3 separate regions of the Homo sapiens genome follow, and all the other regions are linked to region 1. A link is a loop called in an ENCODE intact Hi-C map of the cell type or tissue named here. Cell type or tissue: OCI-LY7. All regions are shown on one strand. Links, peaks and the distances in the headings refer to the core of each region. The heading gives the core; the rest is flanking DNA.

Evidence for each region. Hi-C counts contacts between places; a loop is a spot of excess contacts. Peaks named below come from ENCODE experiments on the same cell type or tissue, not always from the same donor. Only the 100,000 strongest peaks of a DNase experiment are listed, where the experiment ranks them.
Region 2: it touches region 1 in a loop (4-fold over the local background); 1 of 110 quality-filtered maps calls a loop at or near these places.
Region 3: a loop joins it to region 1, with 9 times the contacts of the local background. A loop is called at or near these places in 1 of 110 quality-filtered maps.

The regions. Positions count from the first base shown.
Region 1 is chr21:42,060,793-42,068,416 of GRCh38, forward strand. It overlaps a transcript of UMODL1 not described here. Among named protein-coding and RNA genes, the nearest start is that of UMODL1, 6.7 kb to the right of the region's middle. RefSeq lists enhancers at 1-247, 486-725, 1,706-1,875, 2,246-2,355, 3,306-3,375 and 1 more. In OCI-LY7, for the core only: a CTCF peak has its summit at 3,134; DNase peaks (open chromatin) are centred at 1,629, 1,969, 3,019, 5,919 and 4 weaker places; H3K4me3 peaks cover 5,000 bases; H3K27ac peaks cover 5,000 bases.
Region 2 is chr21:41,830,273-41,835,401 of GRCh38, forward strand. The region is part of intron 11 of PRDM15 (PR/SET domain 15); the gene reads right to left. Among named protein-coding and RNA genes, the nearest start is that of PRDM15, 47 kb to the right of the region's middle. RefSeq lists enhancers at 3,207-3,276, 4,057-4,176. In OCI-LY7, for the core only: a CTCF peak has its summit at 2,483 (motif pointing left); DNase peaks (open chromatin) are centred at 3,009, 3,439 and 4,069; H3K4me3 peaks cover 2,410 bases; H3K27ac peaks cover 2,907 bases.
Region 3 is chr21:42,458,671-42,463,799 of GRCh38, forward strand. No RefSeq gene overlaps it. Among named protein-coding and RNA genes, the nearest start is that of RSPH1, 35 kb to the right of the region's middle. In OCI-LY7, for the core only: no CTCF peak of the experiment used is centred there; DNase peaks (open chromatin) are centred at 1,891, 2,341, 3,686 and 4,081; H3K4me3 peaks cover 3,795 bases; H3K27ac peaks cover 3,980 bases.

The DNA.
Region 1 (7,624 bases), core at 1,255-6,254:
ACTTTGGGAGGCTGAGGCGGGAGGATTATGTTTAACCTGTTTAACATCTTCCCCTTTAGACTCTGTGTGAGTCGGCTTGGGCTGGGAACAAAGCAGTGCAAACTGGGAGCTTAAACAACCGACGTTGATTCCCTCACAGTTCTGGAGGCCGGAAGGTCAAGATCCAGGTGTCTGGACAGAGCCCTCCTGGCCTGTGCTGGTGTGGGCGGAGGCGGTGGTCCCTGGTGTGCCCTGGCTGCAGCCGCCTCGCTCCCCCTCCACCTCTGTTGTCTCATGGTACTCCCTTCTCCATTCATTTGCATCCAAATGTCTCTCTTTTTATAAGGACATATTAGATTTAGGGCCCACCCTACTCCAATTTGACCTCATTTTAACTACACCTGCAAAAATCCTGTTCCCAAATACAGTCACATTCACCAGTTCGGAGGGGTAGGACTTCAACATATCTTTTTGAGGGACACAATTTAGCCCCCAAGAGACTTTAAGGCTTTTGGAGGCCATGAGCGGGTCCCACTGAGGCCCCAGGCTGGCCTGCAGCAGGCAGGGCCGGCAAATGTGTGTGGAAGGAGTGGGGCAGGGCAGAGGCCGGCTCTCAGATAGGCAGCTGAAGAAAAACCCGGCACATCCACGGGGAGTTCGTGCTGGTGTCTTCTCTCTCTCTTTTCCTCTCCTTTCTTATATGTTGGGTTCTTCTCAAATGTGAATTTTCTGTATCAGCATCCCTCCTGCCTGCCCATACCCTCCTCCCACCACCCAAGTCTCACTTCCTGTTTTCGGCCTTTCGCCTGAACTGCTTCAGAAGTTGAAACCCCACAGGGCTGGGCCTGCCCCTGCGAGGCATGTTTTTTTTCTGGAAGGAGGAAGCGGCAACGGGTTACAGGCTGGAGGCTGTCCCTGTGCTCAGATCCCACACACGTCCCCAGCAAGCCCCAGCCCCTGCCCTGCGGGAAGTGGGGTCTTGAACACTGCCCCGTGGGGCTCTCTCAGGGGCAGGTGAGGCAGCGTCTTCTCGCGCCCTCATTTCCCTCAACTTATCTCCAGGGCAAAATCCTATGCAGTGGCACCCAGTGGCCGGCCCTGACTTTGATCTTGGGTGCTTTCTTCTCCACCCAAAAGGCTCTGAGGTCATCTCTGTATCAGAAAATCAGCAAGATCTGCAGCGGGACAGTGGGGACTGATGGCCACTGTCATCAGCATCATGGTGAGCACTTGAGCTGTGGTTTCCTCAGGACAAATTGGCCTTCCCCACGTGAACTCGCGGCAGGCAGAGAATCTAGGTTGGGACCCTGGACTGCACCCGGTGCTGGGCTCCTGGCCTTTTCCCTCTCCGCCCTGCTAAGGCTGCTGTGCCGAGCCCTGGGACCATCCAACAGGGAGAAAGGCCTTGGGACAAAAATGACACTTTCTCAACATCACCCACTGTTGAGGTTACAAGAAGCAGAGAGTGTGAGAACGTTTCCAAATGAAAGTGGGGGAAGGATCGCAAAGAAGCAAGTTAGTTAGGGCTGTGCCCAGCCAGCGCCAGTGCCAACGCCGAGCCGCCTCTGCAGGGGAAACCGAAGCAGATGTGGTGAGATAATACATCCAACCCTGAGTGCTACTCTAACCTGCCAGAGGCGGAGGGTTCTCAGTGAGATGAAAGCATTACAGATGCGTTAGATCTAAGGGAGGGGCCTGCAGATGCGCAGCTGGCAGAGAAACCAGGGAGGGGCTGAACTGTCAGTCGCGACCACCAGGGATCTGAATCAGTTCACCGACAGCCTTGGGGACATTCACCTTGGGCTCCACAACCTGTCAGAAATGCCCCCAAGCCCAAAGGCGTCGAGAGAATGGCCAGGTTGTTTCAGATTGACACATATCCTAATGTACAAGTCAGCCCACACACCCCACGTGCACTGAGCGTCTCTTGTTGTTCACCCCAAATAAACTCTGCCGGAACTGGGGCGGGACTCGCAGGGGCGGAGAAGGGGGGAGACGGGCAGAGGGCAGAAGTGGATGGTGAGAAGAGCCAATGGAGGGGCCCCGTGAGAGTGAGCAAGGCTGCACCCCTAACCGACGTCCTGGGGCTACTGTACAAACAAAGAACCACAGGCTGGGAGGCTGAACAACAGACCTGCACTCTCTCGCAGCTCGGAGGCTGCAGGTCTGAAATCGAGGGGCTGACAGCGCTGGTTTCCTCTGGAGGCTGCGAGGGAGAAACCGTCCCCTGCCTCTCCCAGGCTCTGGGGTGAGCCCTTCCTGGCATCCCGGGCTCATTGTAGATGGATCACTCCAATCTCCATGGCTTCTCAGGGCTTCCCTCCATGCACCTCAAATCTCTCTCTCCTTCCTTTTGTAAGGATGCCAGTCATTGGATTTAGGTTCACCTTAAATCCAGGATGATCTCATCTAAATTACATCTGCAAAAAGACCCTTTTTCCAAGTAAGTTGACATTCACAGGTACCTGGGGTTAGGATTGGACATATCTTTTGCAGGGGTGCAGGGGGCTGCCACTGAGCCCGCTGCACAGGGTGACCTGGGCCAAGGGCCCTTCACTTTCACTTCCTCATTGGCAAGCTGCCCTGTGTTTGGACTGGGTCGAGGCTGTCAACCTTGCTGCCCCTCGGAGTCCCCCCTGGTGTCCCCCAAACAGATTCTAAGCTGCTTTCCTGGGGCTGGAGGCCAGGCATTGGGATTTTTTAAAGAGCTTCCCAGCAGGTGAGCAGCCTTTCATGGGTATCAGGAGACCTTCCTGGCAAATGTGGTGAAGGTCCTTCCTCCTGAGCGATGCCTTAGACCCAGGAGCCCAGGGAGGCTGCTCACCTGATCGTTAGGACAGGAGCAGTGGAAACCTCTGGCCTCAGACCCCCTGGAGGAATCCCTCCCTCTAAGACTCTGGGACTGGTGCACGCAAGGAGCTATCGTGAACATTGCTCCCAACTGGCCGCTTGCTTGTCCCCCGGCTCCCCTTGGCCCCAGTGGCGGCTTTGCCTGAATTAGAGGGCGTGAGAGCCACCTGTGTCTCAGCACTGCAATTAAAGCAGGAAGCCCTTTCGGAAGCAGCCGTGTGCACCAGCCTCCCATGGGTGGAGCAGAGCAAACCACCCACTTCTGCCCTCTGCCCTTCTTCCCTTTTCTCGACACCCTGCGGCCCCCCAGTTTCAGCAGAGTTTATTTGGGGTGAAAAACAAGAGATGCTCAGCGCCTGTGGGATGTGTGGGCTGACTCGTACATTAGGATGTGTGTCAATCTGAAATAACCTGGCCGTTATATGGATGCCTTGGGGCTTGGGGGGTTTCTGGCAGTCTGTCGAGCCCGAGGTGAATGTCCCCAAGGCTGCTGGTGAATCAGATCCCTGGCGTTCTCCGTTGGCAGTTCAGCCCAACAGTTTCTCTGCCGGCCGTGCCTCTGCAGGTCCCTCCTCTGATCTGATTGGATTAATATTTGAATCAATAGACTGAGTCAAGCAGAATGTGGGTGGGCCTCATGCAATCAGCTGAAGCCCTGAAAAGAGCAAAAGGGCTGCCCCTTCCCCCGAGGAGGAGAGAACCCCTCCTGCCGGACGGCCTCCGAACTGGAACATCAGCTTTTTGCTGCCTTTGGACTTGAACTGAAACATTACCTCTCCCTGGGTCTTGAGTCTGCCTACGTTGGCACGGGAACTACACGTTGGCTCTCTTGGGCCCCAGCTTGCTGACTCACCTTGCAGGTGGTGGTGGACTTGTCAGCTCCGTAACTGTGTGAGCCAATTTCAATTTCTTAGAATCACAAATTTCTTTCTTTCTTTTCTTTTTTTCTTTTGAGACAGAGTTTCGCTTTAGTTGCCCAGGCTGGAGTGCAAAGGTGTGATCTCGGCGCACTGCAACCTCTGCCTCCAGGTTCAAGCGATTCCCCTGCCTAAGCCTCCTGAGTAGCTGGGACTGCAGGCGCCCAACACCACACCTGGCTAATTTTTGTATTTTTAGTAGAGATGGGTTTTTGCCATGTTGGCCAGACTGGTCTCTAACTCCTGACCTCAGGTGATCTGCCCGCCTCAGCCTCCCAAAGTGCTGGGATTACAGGCGTGCACCAACATGCCCGGCCCACAAATTTCTTTCTTTTCTTTTCTTTTTTTAAAATCAGTTTTCTGTTTCTCTGGAGAATCCTGACAAAGAGCGCATATCTGAGAATTTTAAAATCATTTATTGGAACTATTGAATCTGTTGTATTCTGTTTTTACTTTTGAAAATCCTTGCGGCTGGGGGAATGTACACCTTCTCTCTTTTCCTCTTAAACATTAAAGCCTGATTCGAGGTAGAGGCAACTCACTGTTGTGATGTCCTTTTATCCCAACCTCAGCCCCGGCAGAAAGACTCCGCGCCTTGGGACATTGGTGTTTTCCAGGAGTGACTGTGCTGGGGCAGCTGCCTGTTGCGATGAGGGCTGGCGGGGAACGATCCCCTCTGAGTTTGGCGTCACTTATTTGGAACCCTCCAGCAGAAAGCTTTCTAAGATGCCACACTATAAACTCATTCATGCAGTTATTGCGTTTCAGTTCAGATTCTATTGCTCTTGCTTCATTATTTCAAAGCCACATGATGATATCCATTACTGGGTGCAGAATGGCCCTGATGGGTCTAGAAGCACCGTGGTCTGACCCGTCCTAAGAGATGATCCAGTCACGAAATGCTGGTGCAGGTGTGGATCGAGCCAGTTATCTTCACTATCTGGAAACAAGACCCTGAAGTCCAGGTGGCCAAGGACTGCACCAGATCTCTTTCTTTTTTTTTCTTTTTTTTTTTTTGAGGCGGAGTCTCGCTCTGTCACCCTGACTGGAGTACAGTGGCATGATCTTGGCTCACTGCAACCTCCGACTCCCTGGTTCAAGCGATTCTCCTGCCTCAGCCTCCCGAGTAGCTGGGATTACAGGCATGCACCCCCATGCCCAGATTTTGTATTTTTAGTGGAGAGGGGGTTTCACCATGTTGGCCAGGAGGGCCTCGATCTGCTGACCTTGTGATCTGGCCGCCTCAGCCTCCCAAAGTGTTGGGATTTCAGGAGTGAGCCACTGCACTCAGCCTGCACCAACTTTTACAGACAGGCTGGAGTCCTGTCTAGAAGTCAGGACACCAGGCCTGGCTGGCACCCTATTCTCCAGACCACGCTGCCCTCCGCAGCCAGGTCCCAGGACCCAGACATAGGTGGATTTTTGTTTCTGACTTGCATTCGCTCTTTTACATGAACCGTGAATTCTTTGTCCTAACGTTATTGTTAGGGCGACAGCATTCCTGATCGTGGTGCTAATGCGGTTATCAATAGGCTCCAAAGCTTATCCTTGATGCTCACGATCTCAGAGTTGGAAGAGGCCCTGGCAAGCACCCAGGCCAGTCTTCTCTGGTAAGTGCCCTATGCCCTTAAAACCACCTCAGGATTTCAAGGACAGAGACAAATTAAAAATAGAGGCTTAATTCTCCTGATTGAAAAGAAGGGAAGAGATTTTTCTCTCCTTTTTCTCTGAGCATTACTCTTTATTTATTTATTTATTTTTTGAGACGGAGTCTCGCTCTGTCGCCCAGGCTGGAGTGCGGTGGCGCAATCTCGGCTCACTGCAACCTCCACCTCCTGGGTTCAAGCAATTCTCCTGCCTCAGCCTTCCGAGTAGCTAGGATTACAGGTGTGTGTCACTATGCTTGGCTAATCTTTTTTGTATTTTTAGTAGAGGCAGGGTTTCACCATGTTGACCAGGCTGGTCTTGAACTCCTGACCTCAGGCGATCTGCCCAGCTCAGCCTCCCAAACTGTCTCCTGGCCTCTCTGGTTTCCTAGGGAGGCCAAAAGCCTAACTTAGTTGATCTTGCTCCAAGCTGCAAAACCACCTCCTGTCATGAAGATAGGAGTTCATTCTTCTTCTAGATACAGACAATTAACAAACACAGATGGTAACCCCAGTGACCAGGTGGTTCTGGGGTCAACGGTGTGTGACAAATGGCACTGTCAGGGCCTCTTCCTTAAGGACTAGTTATTGTTTATGTTGAAAACACGCATGCAGTTAGTTGTACCTGTTTGAGTCTTTAAAAGGATAAGATCCTTTCTTTGCAGTCTCTTAGCCATTGCTTGTGATGCATATCATCTTCTGGCTTAACGGTTATTCAATAATGAAACTTTTCTTTCTTTTCCACCTTTGTGGAGAGGTTTCCTGGGTTTAGAGCACACGTCTTTTTTCTTTCTTTTTTTTTTTTTTTGAGATGGAGTCTCGCTCTGTCCTCCAGGCTGGAGTGCAGTGGCGCGATCTTGGCTCACTGCAACCTCCGCCTCCTGGGTTCAAGCAATTCTCTGCCTCAGCCTCCCAAGTAGCTGAGATTATAGGCATGTGCCACCACACCTGGCTAATTTTTGTATTTTTAGTAGAGATGGAGTTTCACCATCTTGGCCAGGCTGGTCTTGAACTCCTGACTTCGTGATCCACCCCCCACCCCTCCCAAAGTGCTGGGATTACAGGCATGAGCCATTGTGCCTGGCCAGCACATTTTATTTTTAATTATATTTCCCCAGTAATGGCCTTACCTACATTTAATGACAATAAGTGATGGATACTTAAAATACACTCTAGTTCTAGAAGGCATTCCCATACATTAATTAATTTGGTTTTCATAAAATCAGGAGGCATTAAAACACCATTAAATTAGAAGGCATCACTATTCCCTTTTGGTAATTTCTCATTTAGGAAACCGAGGCACTGAATGGATAAATGCCACCCAGGGGACCCTGTCCAGCCGTTGGCAGAACGAGGACTGGACTGAGGGTATTTGGCTCCTAATCCAGGGCTTTCCCCAGGTTCCACTGTGAGGCATGCAGGGTCTGAAAACACACCGGCACGTGCGTGTCCACTGCCCCCCTGGCCTTAGCTATGCCTTTGCTGTGTTACGGAAGCACCTCTGAAGGCCTGGGCGCCTCTTCTGGGAGTTTCTCGTGTCTCTTCGCCTTCCGATCTGCTCTGGCCTTGCCACGAGAAAGCGACAGGCCCATGCTGCTCCTTGGGGCCTGGAGACAATGTCCCAACCCCAGGCCGCACCCTCGCTTTCCATCCAACCCGGCAACTGCTGCCCGTGGAGGGCCACAGTCTCCGAAGTGGAATGTGGAAAAGGAAAAGTCATTCGGGCTGTGATAAGAAAGCCGAGCTTCTTCAAAGGTAAACAGAAACAGAGACAAAGACGAGGGCACGTGTCTGTGTGAGTGAGGGAGAGAGAGATGGGGGAGGGGAGCAAAACAGAGGCGGCCCGGAGAACTCTCCAGAAGGGTCCGAAGGCTGCCACATGGAGGAGTGGCACTCACTGTCCAGTGTGAGGGTGGACCAGGCTTCTCGGATGTGGTCGTTCCAGCAGGAAGGCCAACCGTGATTCCATATCGTGAGGAATTTTCAGGCAGAGCCATCTGTCCACAAAAGGGGCCATCCCACTGGATTCGTGTCCTGGTGTTCAGGAGGACACGGTCCCGTCCTCAAGGTCGTGTGAGCACCTGAGTCACCCGGATGCCGGGGGGCCTATCCTCCAGTGCCTGAGTGAGAGAGGGGTGAGGCTGGGAGCCTGCATTTTCTATATGTTCCCTCCCCATGCAGGTGGTCCCCACACACACCCCGAGAAACAGGGTGTTAAGTCACCGCCGCTGT
Region 2 (5,129 bases), core at 130-5,129, 230 kb before region 1:
CACTCAACACACACATCCACATACATGCCCCACACAACACATACTCAACACATACACCACACACAACCCACACACAAATACACACACAACATACAAACACATACGCTCAGCACACCAAATACACACACCACACATAAATACACAATCACATATCACACACACCAAATACACACTGAACACATACCACACACATACACCACACACACACTGAACACATACCACACACACATAATACNCCACACCAAATACACACCACACACGAATACACACAAATCACACATACCACAAATACACTCAACACACACACCACACACCTCATATTCAACACACACCACATACACACAAACACACCACAGAAATACTCAACACACACACCACACAAATACTAAACACACACCACACAAATACATCCACATACCACACAAATACATCCACACACCACAGAAACACACAGCCACACACAGTCCATGAAGCTTCCAGAAACACCTATATCCCTGCATCCCAGACCTCATCTCCAGCCCCTCCTGGAAGGTAGCCAGTCAAACTGTGGTTTCGGCTCCGCCCAGGACACTGACAGCCCCCCAGTGCCATCTGTCCCTCTGACTCTCACACAGGCACCTCGGGGGTCCTCACTGCCCAGTCCCTCACCCTGCAGCAGCAGCCCCAGGTCCCCTCGCCCTGCCCCCATCCATCAGATGTCTCACCAGTTGACGGCGACCCCGGGGCCCAGCAGAGCTGCATTCTCCTCCCTGTGTCGCCAACGTGGGAGGACATGACAGCTGGGTGACCCAGGAGCGGGGCACCAGAGCAGACTGCACTTCTGGGCCCCTGGGCTCTCACCCATGGACCAGCTCCCAGGCTCAGTGTTTGCCAAATATACAAATCCCCAAAACTGCACTGAAAGCTGCCATTTGTGCAAAGCAGCCGCCCTGCGCCTGTCCCTCTCTGCTGCCCGAGGGAGCCGCCACAGAGTGTCTCAGGGTCCCCCTGTCTAGGGTTTCCCTGCCTCAGCGTTTTGGGCCAGATCCTTTGTTGTGGGCCACCCTGTGCACCGTGGGATGCTGAGCAGATACCGGGCTTCCACCCAGTAGGTGCCAGGAGCACCCCTCCCCACCAAGGTGTCTGCAGACATTGCCGACAGCGTCCCTTGGGGCAAACGCCCTCCACTCTCCACCCCCGCCAGGTAGAGATTCACTGGCCAGGGCTCACAAAATGAGACTCTCTGGGGTGGGCCTTGGGCCTCCGCATGTGTCTGGCCTCACTCAGGTGATCCCAATGTGCAGCCCAGGTTGGGGGTGAGGGAAGCAGACAACCTCCCCCGGGAGAGCCAGGCGCTCTCAACTCCTCCCAGCTGGGAATGGACAAGGCATGGCCGACAGCGAAGACAGGAGACAGCAGTGGGGAAATCTATGCCCCATGGGTGCCACCCTCAGGACAGGGGAAGCGCTGGGAGGGGACAGTCCCCTCCCACAGCTCCAACCACGGCAGGACAGTGGGAGGTGGCCTCTGCCAGGGCTGAACACAGTAGAGGTGGCCCTGTGCGAGGCTTCTCTGCCCACATCCCACCCCACCTGCAGCGTGACCTCAGCCCAGAGCCAGCCTCACCTGGGCCATAAGAGGAGCACCGTGACAGATGCTACGCTGAGTCCCAGCCTAACATACTGCTTGCCTTCCTTCTATAAAGTGAAACATTATCCATACAGCCACTGCCCTCAGTTTCGTTTTGGCTTAAGATTTGATGGGCTCTGTCCGGATCCACACGACCGCATGGTATGTGTCCTTCACACACTGCGTCTGAGGCGTGCGTGTTTACAGTGCTGGACGTTTTCATGATCACTTTAATGGCTACGTGATATTCCATCCAGCTCACTTCTCAAAACTCACTTTGCTATTTTTGACACTGTAGATAATTTAGTGATGGAATCTTTAGTAATGCAGATTTTTTTCTTCTGTCAAATCTCTTTATCATGAATTCTTAGGAATGGGACCACTAGAGCCAAGCGCTTTGTGAAAGGCCACACCTTACAGCGCTGTGGCATCAGATTGCCACAGGCCACACCTTACAGCACTGTGGCATCGGATCACCACAGGCCACACCTTTACAGCACTGTGGCATCAGATCACCAGAGGCCACACCTTACAGCGCTGTGGCATCGGATCACCACAGGCCACACCTTACAGCACTGTGGCATCAGATCACCACAGGCCACACCTTTACAGTGCTGTGGCAACGGATCACCATAGGCCACACCTTTACAGTGCTGTGGCATTGGATTGCCACACTCCCCTCAACCTGGGCCTCCTGAACAGCATAGGTGAGCCTCCCTCCCAGCCAGGCACTAAAGAGCACAGGTGAGCCTCCCTCCCGGGCAGGTGCTAAAGAGCACAGGTGAGCCTCCTTCCCAGGCAGGTACCAACCAATACAAGTGAGCCCCCCTCCCAGGCAGGTGCAAATCAGCACCCATGAGCACCCCCTCCTGGGCAGGTGGCTCCACTAGTCCTGCCGCCCCGTGGAAGGCAATGGTGCTGCCAAGAGCTTCAGCTTTCTCCCTCACAAGCCCCTCGTGACCATGGAAAGAGAACCTACTTCAGGCCACTCCCCAGCTGTCCCGGACAACTCTGCCAAGCCGAGGGTGGCTTCTCCCGCAGCCACCCACTCACTGCCAGTTCAGGAACCCACAGGGGCACTGGGTCCCAACAATGCTTCTCCCTCCAATAACCCTGCGCCGAGGGGATCTAGGTTTATGTCTGAATAAATGAGCCACTGAGAACAGCTGCCTACTGGGGTCTGACGAAGGGAGAGGGGTGCAGGGCACCTGGGGATGGAGAGGGGATTATTGGGGGAGGCTGGTGGGCCGCATTTTGCCTGAGGGCCTGGACGTGAGCCTTTGCTATTCCGTAGCACAGTACTTATGGTCAGACACAGCACAAGGAACACGAAGATGAGTTACACCAGCACCTGGTCACACCACAAGGGACAGGCACCACAACAGGTCCCATGGAGGGAGCTTCAGAAAAACCCACAAGACTGTAACATTTTAAAACTGCCCCCCACACCCCTCTCCAGGGTGTGCTATGAGTCCTCGAGAGAGGGTGACACAAAGGCAACAGTGACCCATCCCTCTGTGCCCCGCTGGGGACCCCCACTGCTTGGGCCTCCAGTGCCACCCACCACTGGGAATGGGGAAGGCGTGACTCCCACATTCTTGGTTTAATTCTTGGTACAAATTCTTGGTTTAATTGTCTAAGGAAGATACACATTCTCTTAACTTCAATACTATAAATAAGTATAAGAGCATGCAAATCATATATTATGCAAACAAGCTCCATTTCAAGGTTTTTATCCTTTCTGTTCAGTCTAAAACGGGTAACCTTTGAAACTAGAACATCTCAGGGGAAGAGGTGGTGCGATGCAGGTCCCTGGCGCTCTGCGGGTTCTAGGTGACTAACAAAGGCCAGCACCTGGCCTAACAGCACCTCTGGCTGACAGGAAGCTGCTGCTGCCTTAGCCGCTTCTAGTACTTTGTTTTATTTGGGTCCAGAGAAATAGTTGAAAATATCAGAGGGCAATGCCTCTTCCTCAACCTTGAGTCTGCCTCACCAGAGCGCCTTAGCTGGTAGCATCACTCTTGGGAACCCCGAAACCCTCGCCTGCTACACTCCTGCAGGACTGCGGGGACCCCAAGGGGAGGTTCGCAAACAAGATGAAGGTTCATCTGTCTGGCCGGGGCTGCGTTAAGTGGAAGTCTTCAGGGGACTGTGCCCCAGGTTTCTTGGGAATTCTTGTGATAGGAGGGCTTAAAATGCAGGAGGTGCGGCACACTGGAAATTCATCCAGAAGCTTCTGGAGGCCACCTCATGCCAGACATGGATCCTTCAGAGCTGCTAAAGCTTAGGCAAAACATGACTCATTCCTGCCCCTCAGAACAGTCCAACCCCAGGAAGAAGGCATCAGGGAGGAAGAACCAAACCCTGGTTTCAAATAGGAGCCCTCAGAGTAGAACTAGCCAACCCCACCAAGGGCCCCCCGCGCCCAGCAGCTACGGCAAGGGAGCAGGGCCTCTCACATGGCCCATGTGCGACAGCCCTGGTCAGAGCCCCTGGGAGTCCGCTGCTGCAGGTGCCCTGTTCTCAACACAGGGGCGGGTGGCACCTTAACAAGAACAACACAGAGATGCAAGTGACAGACACAGAGCAGGCGGACAAGGACGGGGTGGGCGTCGAAGGCTAACCTGGTAGGTCTCTAAGCCGACTGCCGCCGGGCCCCCCCTCTCCAGGGTGTGCTATGAGTCCTAGAGAGAGGGGGACACAAAGGCAACAGTGACTCACCCCTCTGTGCCCCGCTGGGGACCCCCACTGCTTGGGCCTCCAGTGCCACCCACCACTGGGAATGGGGAAGGTGTGACTCCCACATCCCAGAGGGTGCACGTCATCACTGCAGAATACAGGGGCGTCCTCGGGCCACGTGGAGAAGCGCAGCCGGCAGGACGGCCTTGGCTTTCCTTTGGTCTGTTTACTTGCCAGCAGCAAATTCGGCCAGAGAGACAGGGGCCTCAGACGCCCCCCAGGCCCGAAGAGGCCACCTCTCCACTACAGGCTGGTCCAGGCACACCCGGCTTCAGGCCTCACACAAGGAAAATGCTTTATTTTTGGAAGCTGGTGCACACAAGCAGGCTCAGAACAAAAAGAATGCGTGCAGGGGCAACCCCGTTCCACCCTGGACGCCGCAGGAGATGTGGATGGAGGAGGGCTCGCGGTTAGGAACAACCTTTGCAAGCAAGCGAGGAGCGCTCACACTCCTCCAGCCATTATCCTGATCTTTTCCTTTCTTCCTCAGACGGCCCTAGAAAACATTGGACACTGCTGCTCCCTGTTTTTAGCCAGAACGGACCCCGGCTTTACAATGCTCTCAGTGTGGGGCCATACGCAGCTCGGCTGACAAATGCAGGAAGAAAATCAATCCCTTTTTACTGGAAAGTTTCCATCTGTGTATCTTTAGGGTAACAACTGCTTTGAAGCAAAATGGACAGAGGGAAATGTTAAAAGTGAGGCTGTCTATTCATGAAAACAATCTTTACTTTGGCCTAAAGTTCCACGGTCTCCGCGGCGTATCTAGAATCCGTACCGCA
Region 3 (5,129 bases), core at 130-5,129, 400 kb after region 1:
CATAGTCCCCATTCCATAAACTGTGGTCATATTAAAAGTGAATAAAATAATCCCCAGAGTTTAGTTGTGTATCATTCTATTTCAATAGTTGTTTTTATTGTGGTGGTAAAACTAATATAACCTAGTTATAACACTCTTTATGATATTAATATAGCCTCTAATCTGTCAAAGTTTCTAATTTTGTGGGCACTCCTTTTTATTGTATTTGCAAAAAGCAGTAAAATCCGGGAATGCAGTGTACTCTTGTTCCCGGACCAGGCTGAGTGTCGGGCAGCTATTTCTTGTGGCCCAATAATGAGATGCAGATGAACTGGGGAGGAGGAGAGTTTTTATTTCTGAAACCAGTTACAGGGAGAAGGCCTGGAAATTATCACTAGACCAACTCAAAATTACAAAGTTTTCCAGAGCTTGTATACCTTCTAAGCTCTATGTCTACATGTAAGTGTGCATTCATCTGAAGACTTAAGTGATTAACTTATTTTAATCTGTAACTAATGTCTGAGTCCTGAAGACCTTCCTCTGCAGCCTCAGTAAATTTACTTATCTAAATGAGTCCAGGTGCTGGGGTGATTACCCTTATCTTGACTTCTGCTAAATCTTGGAGGTCTGGGGAGTTCCTTCAGACTTCCAATAAACTTGTTTGTGGAAGCCTGGGGAGTTTTTTAACCCCAGTAAAACTTGTTTAATCCTAAATGGGTCCTGTTAAGAATTCTTTCATTATTTTGTCATGCGTTAAGGCCCAGGAAAGGCCTGGGCAAAACCCTTGGTGGGCTTTTGTTACATTTCAGCCTTTGTATAGGGGCACTGGCTTTTCTTAGCTTTTAATATTTAACTTAACTACTCGGTCAGTACTGAAGCAGTTGTTATGGAGGCCTGCGTTAGTGAAACCTGGCCTTCCACACTCTGTTTTACATACTCTTACAAATCCAAGTTCTAGAAAATTGTTTTCAAATAAATTTATCTTACGCAGCAGCTGTGTTCTGGATTGCAAGTGGATAAAATGAAACTGAGTGGATTTAACCATGCAGCACCAATAACTACCAGGTAGGGGCTTCCCACGTGGAGGTGTCAAACGAAGTTCGTTCCCTGCACTCCCTCATGCAATCCTCAAGGCAACATGTGAGATTTGCAATGAAGAAATTATACAACACGCAGAGATCACAGAGCTAGCTAACTGTGACGCTGATGTAACCTGGAAGTTACCAGTCTTTGAACTGGACGACTGTTACACTGAGCCGTGAAAGCTGATGGTTCTCAAAATGTGGCCCCTGGACTAGCAGCACCTGTCCCCACTGGAAACTTGCTGCAAATGCACATGCTCAGGCGTGGATCCGAAATTTGGGATGGGGCCCAGCCATCTGTGATTGGACAGGTTCTCCAGGTGATTCTGATGCAGCTCAACCTGAGAATCATTTCTCTTGGGGAAGTGGCTTTGTGGAGGAATGCCACTACAGATCCAATACAAAGAATGGCCCTGGGAGGTTGGCAGTCAGGTGTTCAGGTCAGGTTTCCTCAAAGGCAAGACTCCTATATGACAGGAAGATGATCCTGCGACTTCATAACTACAGATGTGTGTGTGTATATGTATCTATGTGTGTGTGTCTATGCCATTTGTATACACGTGTTTTTTTTTTTTCTTCCTACAATGTGATGAAGAATCAAATTGCAGGCTCTTCATCCACAGAAATTCCCCCTTGTGATCTGAGGCTCTGCCGAGCAGTGGCCCCTCCCCAAAGCAGCCCCAGTTCTCCACTTCCCTCCTGGCCCCCACCCTTGATCATGGCTCCTGAGCATTTTGGGTTTTGTCCAGGGGCTCACTAAGAGCTCTGAGTAGGAAGTTCTCGCTACAAAGATTCAGCTGTGGGCGAAAACCGTATCATTTCCCCAGGTGACGTGGGGTGTGAGGGCAGGGCTGGAGTGCCCCGGGTTCACTGGGGAGCTGCAGAGACTATCACTTGCCTTCCAGGAACCCTTACCGTGTGCCAGCTTCCACAGGACTGTGGTGGAAATGTGGTCAAGGTCTTAGGAGCAGGCCACACAGGGATGGTTCATGCACTGAGGGAGGGGTGTGGAGCCTCTGATTCTGATGGGACTCCCAGGGGTGCTCACAATGGCAAATGGGCTGCTGTTACCTCCTAGCACTGGACTCTGGGTCACCCGCAAGTGTAGGTCACTTCCTTGCTGGTCAGTAATGGGGCACAAGTCACCACAGCAGGCGCCGCTCCTGAAACTCTCTTCAGGGATAGCACGGGCGGAAGTGCAGGCAGCAGGCAGAGCGTGGAGGTCCGTGTGGTGCTCAGTCACTATGGCAACTAGAGATCACAGAGCCACAGTCACCATCCCCCTAGGGCACCTGCCCAGGGAAAAGGAGAAATGTAAAACCACAAGCATACAATTAAGAACAGGTGCAGAGACCCAGCGGCTTCCAGGGCAGCTTTGAAGGGATCCCTCATCTCTCTGGTCCCAGGACATCTGTGCCAAGGGCCAAGCATGGGCCTGATTATAAGGAGCAGCACTGAGGTTCCGATTAAATGCTCAACCCTGCCTGATCTCTTACCAGGAAAGGGTGTGATATGTCCCCACCCAAATCTCATGTTCAATTGTAATCCCAAGTATTGGAGGTGGGGCCTGGTGGGAGGTGACTGGATCATGGGGGTGGATTTCCACCTTGCTCTTCTCGTGATAGAATTCTCACGAGATCTGGTTTCAAAGTGTGTGGCACCTCCTCCTTCTCTCTCTTCCTCCTGCCCTGATCTTGTAAGAGGTGCCTGCTTCCCTGTCGCCTTGCGCCATGATTGTAAGTTTCCTGAGGCCTTCCCAGCCATGCTTCCTATACAGCCTGCAGATCCCTGAGTCAATTAAACCTCTTTTCTTTATAAATTACCCAGTCTCAGGTAGTTCTTTACAGCAGTACAAGAACAGACTAATACAAGGTGTCCATGGGGAAAGACACATGGAGAGATTTGGGCAGAGAAGAAAGAGAGGCTGGAAATTTGGAGCTGCCAATTCCCCTGAACCCCTGTTGTCTACAGAGGCAGCTCCCCTTTGCTCTCCCTTCTCTTTCTCCCCTCCTCTCTCCTCCTTTCACCTCCCATCCCCCATGGAACCCAACACTCCTCTATTAAAAAGCCTTGCAATGACTGCACCTGGGGAAGTTGCCTCCTGAGCTGATGCCACTTCCCCAGGACCCACATCACACCTCTCATTGCCTCCAGTCCCAGAAAACAGTTGAGACCATCAGAGGCAGGGTGAGGAGGGCCCAAGACCCCCCTGGGAGGAGATTGCCTCAACATGGAGCTGCAGGTCCACTCTAGCAGGTAGCAGCTAGAGCCTGGGAGCAAGTGTGGGGTGGAGTCTGACAGTGCCTGCCCCACATGGAAGAGAGCGAGCCTGGATTAGGCTGGGTTTCAGGGTTTAATATGTTGGCTCAACCCCTGAGAAAGTGGTTAATAATCCTCCAGGTTGGCTAATTGGACAAAGTTAATGAGATTGAAAAGCTTGAAATCCTGGCACGCTCTAGAGAACAGAGCTCAAAGACTCAAGGAAATAGAAATGTAGAAAGGTGCCTACTATTTGCAACTGACTCAGACCTTCCCTAATATGCTTCTTCCCCAAGGGGCCCGGAGGAAGAGAGGAAATGCATTGGTGAGTCCTTCACCAGCTCTGTGGGCCGTCCTCTGTGGGCTGGAGGCAGCGCCACTCTAAGCACCAGAGTAGGGGCGGCTCTTAACCATCAGAGACAAGGCAGGTCTCAATGCCCCAAGGAGCGAGGGATCGCAGGTAACAGTATTTTGACCCATAATTGTCTATGGCAATGGGTCCTTGGTCACAGGCACCCCAGACATGAGACAGAGACCTACTAAGTGCTGCTTGACATATTTAGGTGGGGAAAGCCCAGGTCTGCTAGGAAGAATCCTGCCTCATGGCTAAATCCCAGGTACCAGACTTAAGGCGGTTTGCCACCTTTATCACAGGGTTCCAACATGAGGGCCCTTGAACTCTCCTATGGCGAGAGGCCATCTGTTTCCTGCTGGGATCCTGACTGAGAGGATGGTGCCTTCACAGACCTCACATTTCAGTGAGGGGGAGGGTCAGCACAAAGGTAATTATGCAAATTAACACAGCAGGAAGTTCTCCTTATCAGGAGATAAACAGTACAAAGTCATGCACAGCATATCCTGTTAAACCAAAATACAAAGTAAATAGTGAGAAGTAGGGTTTGATTTAGAGTCTATCTTGATCAATTAAAAATTATGAACATTGGTCCATTTTACCTTGTATTTTGAAAAGGTAAATTAGGCAAAATTGCAACTATGCCCAAATTCTTAAAATAATAGTAAGTCAACATTAATGGTGGCAGTAGAGTTCTTATACATTTTCTGACTATGTTTTATGATAGCAGAACGCAACATTTTTAACTTCATGTTTGACTTAATACATCATGTGTTCAGCAAAAGAGTCATTTTTACAAAAATATGTATGGCCTTTAATTTTCCCAAGAGCTCTTCATCATCCTTTGAATTAAATTATTTGTTTTGTCAGGGCTGGTTTGTTTCTGTTTGTTTGTTTTTTCTTTTATCCCCCTAAGTAAGGAAACAAAGGACTAGTTGTTGACAGTCTCATACCCTATTGTTACTTAGTCTCATTTTTCCAGAACCTCCTTTGTCAGTAGCTTTGTGTATAATTTGAGTAGTCCCCCACATAATGTTAATCAATTCCATGAAACCTTACAGCGTTTCCAAGATTGAAAATTTCCCTTTGCCATCCATTGGTGTTATATTTGTATTGTGTTGTGGAAAATTTGACAATCAGAAAAACTGATTGCCAAGGGCGTGGACACAATGGTTAGAGGCAGAGAGATGCTCAGGCTAAACAGGGCAGGTGTTCAGTGAGGGTGCAGCCTTTAAATGGTGCGTTTGTGGCAAATATTTTCAAGGCAGTCTGACCACTTTTGCTTCTCTACCAACTTTCTAATACGGGGTCCGAATAACGAATGCTTGGAGGGCATCCCTGGCCTACCCCAGCCCCAGGCACAGTGCCTGGCACACCCTTAGCTTTCCAGAAATAGTTATTGACTGGATGAATTGCTAATTATGGTAAATGGCATTGGTAAAAAAAAAAAAAAAAAC